Linked DNA regions of Homo sapiens: region 2 is linked to region 1. Evidence: chromatin loops called from intact Hi-C (ENCODE). Cell type or tissue: Panc1. All regions are shown on one strand. Links, peaks and the distances in the headings refer to the core of each region. The heading gives the core; the rest is flanking DNA.

What was found. Hi-C counts contacts between places; a loop is a spot of excess contacts. Peaks named below come from ENCODE experiments on the same cell type or tissue, not always from the same donor. Only the 100,000 strongest peaks of a DNase experiment are listed, where the experiment ranks them.
Region 2: it touches region 1 in a loop (5-fold over the local background); 3 of 110 quality-filtered maps call a loop at or near these places.

Annotation. Positions count from the first base shown.
Region 1 is chr19:9,077,469-9,082,977 of GRCh38, forward strand. It overlaps the pseudogene OR1M4P. Among named protein-coding and RNA genes, the nearest start is that of OR1M1, 6.8 kb to the right of the region's middle. In Panc1, for the core only: a CTCF peak has its summit at 2,534; a DNase peak (open chromatin) is centred at 2,523; H3K27ac peaks cover 669 bases.
Region 2 is chr19:8,813,520-8,817,332 of GRCh38, forward strand. The region is part of intron 7 of ZNF558 (zinc finger protein 558); the gene reads right to left. Among named protein-coding and RNA genes, the nearest start is that of ZNF558, 17 kb to the right of the region's middle. In Panc1, for the core only: no CTCF peak of the experiment used is centred there; no DNase peak of the experiment used is centred there.

The DNA.
Region 1 (5,509 bases), core at 1,491-3,990:
TCTTCCGGCCAGGGTAGATGTCTTCCGGCCAGGGTAGGTGTCTTCCGGCCAGGGTAGATGTCTTCCGGCCAGGGTAGATGTCTTCCGGCCAGGGTACGTGTCTTCCGGCCAGGGTACATGTCTTCCGGCCATCTCTCTTCCTGCTTCTGCTATCTTGCTGGCGCATGCTGCTGGGGCAAGTAGCCTTGCACCTTGGGACTGGGCCTGAGAAGGGAGGAGTTATTCATCCCCCCAAGTTTATCCTCCCAAGTTTTCAGGCCGCGGGGAGAATCTTTCAGAATTATTCTGTCAATATTGTTTCTTCCCCCTTACCCTGGCTCTCTTCTCCCAATCCTGCCCTGGTCCCCACTCTGCAGATGAGTAGACACTGTGTCCCACCTTGTCCTGTGGGTGCCTGATACTTGACTCTGTCAGTGCTTGTGGCTGCTGTAGTTTTATTTATTTTCGAGACAGAGTCTCACTCTGTCACCCAGGTTGGAGTGCAGTGGCGCTATCTCGGCTCACCGCAACCTCTGCCTCCCAGGTTCAAGCGATTCTTCTGCCTCAACCTCCCGAGTAGCTGGGATTATCTAGGCGTGCACCACCATGCCCAGCTATTGTATTTTTAGTAGAGACAGGGTTTCACCATGTTGGCCAGGCTGGTATCAAACTCCTGACCTCAGGTGATCCCCCCACCTCGGCCTACCAAAGTGCTGGGATTACAGGTGCGAGCCACTGTGCCTGGCTTGTAGTTTAATTTTTATTTATTTATTTATTTATTTATTTATTTATTTTTGGAGATGAAGTCTTGCTCTGTCACCCAGTCTGGAGTGCAGTGGCACAATCTCGGCTCACTGCAACCCCCACCTCTCAGGTTCAAGCGATTCCCCTGCCTCAGCCTCCCAAGTAGCTGGGATTACAGGCGTGCACCATCATGCCTGGTTAATTTTTGTATTTTTAGTAGAGATGGGGTTTCGCCATGTTGGCCAAGCTGGTCTTGAACTCCTGGCCTTAAGTGATCTGCCTGCCTTGGCCTCCCAAACTGCTGGGATTACAGGCGTGAGCCACTGCACCAGGCCAATTAACTTCTCCTAATCTGTAACTAAGGTCTGAGTCCTGAAGACCTTCCTCTGAGCCTCAGTAAATTTACTTAATCTAGATGGGTCCAGGTGCCAGGGATAGTTACCCTTATCTTGTCTCCTGCTAAATTTTAGAGTCTAGAGAGTTTCTTCAGACTCCCAATAAAACTTGTTTAATCCTAAACAGGTCCATTAAGAATTCCTTCATTATCTTGTCATGCTTCAAGGCCCAGGAAAGGCCTGGGCAAAACTCTTGGTGTGCTTTTGTTACGTTCCAGCCTTTGTCTAAGGGCACTGGCGCTATCATCTTTAAATATTTAACTTAACCACGCAGTCAGTGCTGAAACAGTTGTTAGAGAGGCCTGTGTTAGTGAGACCTGGCCTGTCACAGTATCTCTCTGTCTCTCTTTCCCTCCCTCTCTCTTTTTCTTGCATAACTGCAGTATCTCTCTGTCTCTGTCTCTCTCTGTAGCGCTCCCTCTGTCTCTCTCTTTCATTTTTCTTTTCTTTTTATTTATTTATTTATTTATTTTTTGAGACGGAGTTTTGCTCTTGTTGCCCAGGCTGGAGTGCAATGGTGTGATCTCGGCTCACTACAATCTCCACCTCCCGGGTTCAAGCAATTCTCCTGCCTCAGCCTCCCAAATAGCTGGCATTACAGTCACACACCACCATACCTGGCTAATTTTTTTTTTTTTTTTTTTTTTTTGAGATGGAGTCTCGCTCTGTCGCCCAGGCTGGAGTGTAGTGGCGCAATCTCGGCTCACTGCAACCTCCACCTCCCAGGTTCAAGTGATTCTCCTGCCTCAGCCTGCCGAGTAGCTGGGATTACAGGCGTGCACCACCATGTCCAGCTAATTTTTGTATTTTTAGTAGGGACAGGGTTTCACCATGTTGGTCAGGCTGGTCTCGAACTCCTGACCTCTTGAACTGCCCGCCTCGGCCTCCCAAAGTGCTGGGATTACAGGTTTGAGCCACCACGCCTGGACTAATTTTTGTATTTTTAGTAGAGACGGGGTTTCGTCATGTTGGCCAGGCTGGTCTTGAACGCCTGACTTCAGGTGATCCACCTGCCTCAGACTCCCAAAGTGCTGGGATTACAGGCGTGAACCACCAGGTCCGGTCTTCTCTCTCTCTTTTTCTTGCATAACTTCAGTATCTCTCTGTGGACAACAGAAACCAGATGGCCCCAGTCCTGGGTTAGGTGGGAAGATATTCACCGAGCCCAGGGGCTGGGGTGGGAAATTTGGAAAACGTAAGGCCACTTTCAACCCTTTCCCAGTGTGCCTTAACTTGGGAAGCCCCTGGGCTATAGGCTTCTGGCTCCCCAGTGGCAAAAGGCACTGAGGTCAGGTGGGGAAAGGGACCAGGATTAAGCAAAATGTCTGTGCTAGGCGGGAGATGCTGTCTGTGAAAAGTGCCCGAGGGACTGGAGCACCTGAGACGTCCTCGCTGCGTGTTTCTTCTGCCCTCGTGTGTCTCCATTGGGAACTGCAGTAACCCAAGTCTAGGTTTTTGTTGTTTTTTGAGATGGAGTCTCTCTCTGCCGCCCAGGCTGGAGTGCAATGGTGTGATCTTGGCTCATTGCAACCTCCACCTCCTGGGTTCAAGCGATTCGCCTGCCTCAACCTGCCGAGTAGCTGGGATTACAGGTGCCCGCCACCACGCCTGGTGAATTTCTGTATTTTTAGTAGAGATGGAGTTTTGCCATGTTGGCCAGGCTGGTCCCAAACTGCTGACCTCAGGTAATCTGCCCGCCTCGGCCTCCCAAAGTGCTGGGATTACAGATGTGAGCCACCACACCCGGCCTTAAGTTTATTATTATTATTATTATTTTAGACAGCATCTTGCTCTGTCACCCAGGCTGGAGTACAGTGGTGCAATTATGGCTCATTGTAGCCTGGACCTCCCGGCCTCTGCTGATCCTCTTTCCTCAGCCTCCCAGGTAGTTGAGACTACAGGTGTACACCACCAGGCCTGGCTACTTTTTTTTTCTTTTTTGGTAGAGATGGGATCTCACTATGTTGCCCAGGCTGGTCTTAACCTCCTGGGCTCAAGCAATCTACCCACCTCTGCTGGGCATGGTGGCTCATGCCTGTAGAGCCAGCACTTTAGGAAACCTTTATTTCTTAACACAGAGCAAGTTGGAGATGTTTTTGTTTGGCTGACAGAATCTTAAGAGATTTATTGGTGCCTGAGGCATTTCTCATTTCACAGGGGAGGGAGGGGTCTAAATAAATGCTTCAGCTCAAGCTGGATACAGAGGGAGGGATTTTCCCAAATTTCTAGCAGCCCCCAGGTTGTAATAACTTCCCAAGTCTCTGGCAATTCCAGCCTTCTGTCAATTAGCACTGTAATCACCTGCGTGCCTATGGCAAGAGAGTTTAGGGAACTTGCAAGAAGAGAGAGCTGTAGTTTCGCTTTCCCATGGTTTCTGGTTACTCCAAAAAGGCCCTGACCAGAATCATGGACTCTCCATGGCAAACTCTCATCTTATTTTATATTTATTTGTTTATTTATTTATTTTTTTATTTTTGAGATGGAGTTTTGTTCTTGTTGCCCAGGCTGGAGCGCGATGGCATGATCTTGGCTCATCACAACCTCCACCTCCCGGGTTCAAGCAGTTTTCCTGCCTCAGCCTCCCGAGTAGCTGGGACTATAAGCATGCACCACCATGCCCTGCTAATTTTGTATTTTTAGTAGAGACGGGGTTTCCCCATGTTGGTCATGGCTGGTCTCGAACTCCCAACCTCAGGTGATCCACCTGCCTCGGCCTCCCAAACTGCTGGGATTACAGGCGTGAGCCACTGCACCTGGCCTATTTTATTTTTTATGTATTTTATTTTTTGAGATGGAGTCTCGCTCTGTTGCCCAGGCTGGAGTGTAGTGACGTGATCTTGGCTCACCGCAACCTCTGCCTCCTAGGTTCAAGCGATTCTCCTGCCTCAGCCTCCCGAGTAGCTGGGACTACAGGTGTGCACCACCATGTCTGGCTGATTTTTTTGTATTTTTAGTAGAGACGAGGTTTCACCATCTTGGCCAGGCTGCTCTTGAACTCCTGACCTCGTGATCCAGCCGCCTCAGCCTCCCAAAGTGCTGGGATTACAGGCATGAGCCATTGCGCCCAGGCTTACTTTATTTTTTTAGTTTAATTTTTTTTTTTTGAGACAAGGGTCTTGCTATGTTGCCCAGGCTGGAGCACAGTGTTTATTCACAAGCACAATCATTGCACACTACAGCCTTGAACTTGGTCTCAAGCAATCCTCCCAACTTCCAATTATCTTAAATTCTGTTTTTGTCTTTGTTTTTGAAATGGAGTCTCTCTCTGTAGCCCAGGCTGGAGTGCAGTGGTGGGATCTTGGCTCCCTGCAACCCCCGCCTCCCGGGTTCAAGTGATTCTCCTGCCTCAGCCTCCCAAGTAAGTGGGATTATAGGTGCGCACCACCTCGCCTGGCAAATTTTTGTATTTTTAGTAGAGACCGGGTTTCACCACCTTGGCCAGGCTGGTCTGAAACTCCTGATCTCAGGTGATCCGCCTGCCTCTGCCTCCCAAAGTGCTGGGATTACAGGTGTGAGCCACCGTGCCACCTGGCCATTCTTTTTTTTTTTTTTTTTGCCAGAGTCCTGCTCTGTCACCCAAGCTGGAGTGTGGTGGCACCATCTCAGCTCACTGCAATCTTCGACTCCCGGGTTCAAGTGATTCTCTTGCCTCAGCCTCCGAAGTAACTGGGATTACAGATGCCCACCACCACACCCAGTTAATTTTTGTATTTTAGTAGAGATGCGGTTTTACCATGTTGGCCAGTCTGGTCTCTAACTCCCGATCTCAAATGATCCACCTGCCTTGGCCTCCCAAAGTTCTGGGATTGCAGGCATGAGCCACCATCCCCGGTCAAATTCTGTGTTTCATTCACCAGAATAGTCACCAGAAAGCAGATTTTCTTCGTCTTTCCAACCTGTGTACTTACTTATAGAAATCTACAGCAGGGCCACATCTGGAGGTCTGTTTGTTCACCTGAGAAATTAAAATTTAATTCTCTTGGAAGAAAAGTAACACAAATAAATCAGAGGTTTGATTATTCAAAGCCATTCTGCTTAATATCATGTCAGCTTGAGGCCGGGCACTGTGGCTCATGGCTGCTTTTGCTTTTGCTTTGTTGGTGTGTTTTGTCCAATTCTTTGTTTGGGAATCCAAGAACCTGAACACCTTCTACCAGTAACACCATGACAGTTTACAGATGCCATGGCGACATCAGGAAGTTACCCCAGATGCTCTAAAAAGGTGAGGCATGAATAATCCTCCCCTTGTTTAGCATATCATCAAGAAATAACCATGAAAATGGGCAACCAGCAGCCCTCGGGGCTTCTCTGTCTATGGAGTAGTCATTCTTTTATTCCTTTGCTTTCCTAAAAACTTGTTTTCACTTTGTGGACTTGCCTGAGATCCAAGA
Region 2 (3,813 bases), core at 1-2,500, 270 kb before region 1:
GGCTAATTTTTGTATTTTTAGTAGAGACGGGGTTTCACCATATTGGCCAGGCAGGTCTTGATCTCTTGATCTCCTGGCCTCGTGATCCACCCACCTTGGCCTCCCAAAGTGCTGGGATTACAGGCATGAGCCACCACGCCCTGCCAATTATACCTTAATTCTAGTGCATATGGTAACTCTCACTGAACAAAAATGCAACAAGCATATTCAACTAGATATTCAGGGTGATAGGGCATAAACAGCCCCAGAAGGCCATGCCTGAGTTCAAATGCACACTTCAGAGGCCCCAAAACTTTTAACCATGAAGAATATAAAGTCAGGACAAGAAATAGATCTTCAGTTCATAAGGCAGGAATTAGAGACTGCCCATGAGGGTGGGACCATATGGTCCCATTCATCACTGTACTCCCAAGTCACTGCACAGACCTAGGAACACAGAGGTGCTCAAGAAAACTTGAAAGAAGTGATGACAGTGACAGTGGTGGAGGACGGAATTCCAAACGTTCATCCCTCCACAAAAACAGTGAGTAAACTGGCAAAAGCGGTCCGAATCAACTTTATCGGAATTCTTGAAATGTATCAAAAGTCCACAGCAATCAGGAGAATGCCTTCTCAGAAAACCCAGCTGAATCTGGGTAAGAGAGCTTTATGATACTTTAAATGGACCTCTTTCCCCTGCTTTTTCTACAACCTTGAAGACAACAGCCTGCATTCCTAGTACTTGCAGGGAGCAGAACAGACCTTACTCTGTGGTTGCTCTTCCTGACCTGTCTGGTGGTTCCCTGAAGGACTGGCTCAAAGGGTTGTCTTTATTTATCTAACTCCAAATTCTTTCAGGACTGAGCTGGTTACCTGGAACACACGTGATCGACAGATGTAAAGGTAAATGTATTAGTCAGTACTGCTTGAGGCAAGAGAAAACAGTAGAAGCAAACAAAAGACTAACCGAAAAGCCTGAAAGGAAAAATGGGGAAAAAGATGTTTGGGGAGTAGGACTTTGAAAATCTTCCTCATATTCTTAAGAACCTGTAATTCCAAGCACATACTCAGGGCTGGGAGCATGCCCAGAAAATACCTGAGAAGGCACAAAACCCTCATCTTTTGGTGACCTTCAGGCTCTGCACAAGCCAGAAATGAAGGTCAAGGCACAGTTAAATGCCTACCTAAGTATTAAAGGCATGTCCCTATGTACACACAGAGCCCACGTAAAGAGACTAGAAGTTTTTTCCTTTTTTGTTCCAGGCCTTCAAATCACTATATGACCATTACGCTATCAGAAAAGAGACTTCGGTGGCCACACATGACAAATACAGACATTACAAAGTTAGTTCTGAAATAGAACTATTGTATATTCTAACAGGAGTTTACAATATATGATATTCTACAACTTTAGAACACACAATAGTTCTATTTCACAACTAACTTTAGAACTGTTGTATGTTCTATAGATACAATACCAACTACAACAAGTAAAACAAACTCTGGAGATGGGGAAAAGTCTGATTCCCAAATTGCTATATTATAATATTCCAAATACCCTAGTTTCAACAAAATAATTATGAGGGAGGCAAGGAAACAAACGTTGGGCCCATTACAAGAAAAATGAAGCTGGTAGAAATTGTCCCTTCAGAAGTTCAAACACTGGACTTAACTAGACAAGTAAAATAAGTCAACTATTTAAAATCTGCTAAAAGATGTAAAAGAAATATGTATAAAGAACTAAAGGAAACCATGAATACAAATTTTCATCAAATGAAAAACAGCAAAATAGGTACAACTATGGCATATCAAAAAAATACAAAAAATGGAAAACATTAAGAGACAGAAACTTTAGGAAGGCAAATAAAAAAATTTGAGTTGAAAAGTACAATAGCTGAAATGAAACATTCAGAACATATCTGAGCAGGCAGAAGACAAAATTGGTGACCATGAAGATAGGACAATCGATATTATCCAGTCTGAGGAGCAGAAAAAAGAGAGATGCCAGGTGCAATGGCTCATGTATAATCCCAGCATTTTGGGAGGCTGAGGCAGGAGGACTGCTTGCAACCAGGAGTTCAAGACCAGCCTGGGAAACATGGTGAGATCCTGACTCTACAAAAAATTAAAAAAATTAGCTGGGCATGGTGATGCACGTCTCTAGCCATGCCTCCCTATTTGGGAGGCTGAGGTGGGAGGATCACTTGAGCCCAGGAGGTCAAGGCTGCAGTAAGCCACAATCACTCTGCTGCACTCCGGCCTAGGTGACAGAGTGAGTGAGAACCTGTCTCAAAGATAAAGAGAGAGAGAGAGAGAGAGAGAATGTGAGTTTTAAAAAAGATGAACAGAGCCTGAGACCTTTGGGATACCATCGAACCTACCAACATATATAGGATGTGGAGAACCAGAGAGATGTAAAGAGAGAAAAGGGTGAGAAGGTTGAAGAAATAATGGCTAAAAACTTCCCAAAATTTGATGAAAGGCACAAATGTACAAATCCAAGAAGCTCAACAAACTCAAGTAGAATAAATTTGAAAAAATAGAGATTCATACTGAAACACACACACACACACACACACATTTTTTGAGCCAGGGTTTTATTCTGTCACCCACGCTGGAGTGCAGTGGTGTGATCATGGCTCACTGCAGCCTTAATCTCCTGGGGTCAAGCAATCCTTCCACCTCAGCCTTCCAAGAAGCTGGGACCATAGGTGTGCACCAGCACGTCTGACTAATTTTTTAATTTTTTGTAGAGACAGGGTCCAAGTTGCCCAGGCTGGTCTCATACTCCTGACCTCAAGGGGTCCTTCTGCCTCAGCCTCCCAAAGTGTTGGGATTATAGGCGTGAACCATTGCAGCCGGCATCAAACACATATTAATCAAACTGTTGAAAGACAAAGGCAGCATCCTAAAAACAGCAAGACGGAGATGACTTATGACGTAAACAGGATCCTCGGTAAGATTACAGTCAATTTCTCAATAGAAACCATGGAAACCACCAAGCGCTGGAGTGGTACATTCAAAGAGCTGAGAAAAAATGGCAACCAAGAATTCTATATCTGGCAAAACTCCCCTTCAAAAATAAAGAAATGAAGACCTTCCCATAAACAAAGACTGAGTGTTTGTCACTATTACATCTACCCTACAAAAAATGATCAAGGGTGACTTCAGGACAAAATGAAAAGATAATGGAGAGTAACTTGAATCCACAGAAGGAAGTGAAGAACACAGGTAAAGGTAAATACAGAGGTGAATATAAAAGTCACTGACAATGTGTTTTTGGTTTATAACTTCTCTTTTATTACTACATAATTTAAAGACAAAAGCATAAATGATTACACATCTACATTAATGGGCACACAATGCATACAGATGCAATTTGTGACAAAATTACTAAACAGAACAGCTACAGTGAAACAAAGTTTTTATATACTATTGAAACTAAGTTGCTATTAAACTAGATTGTTATAAATTAAAATGCTTATTAAAATTCTCAGGGCAACCACTAAGAAAATAACTAAAAAGATTAAAAAGAAATGAGAAGGGAATCAAAATGGTCCACTAGAAAATATCTAACACAAAACAACAATGAAAGAACTTAGGAACAAAAATGATATGACACGTAGAAAAAAGTAAATAGTTATAGAGCAAATAGTAAATAGGCAGAAGTAGCTCCTTCCTTATCAGTAATTACATCATTACAAGGTGGATTTTGGCAGAATGGATTTAAAAAATAACCCAATTACAGATGGTCCCCAGCTTACCATGGTATGATTTTTTAACTTTATGATGGTACAAAGATCATACGCATTCAGTAGAAAGCACACTTCAAGT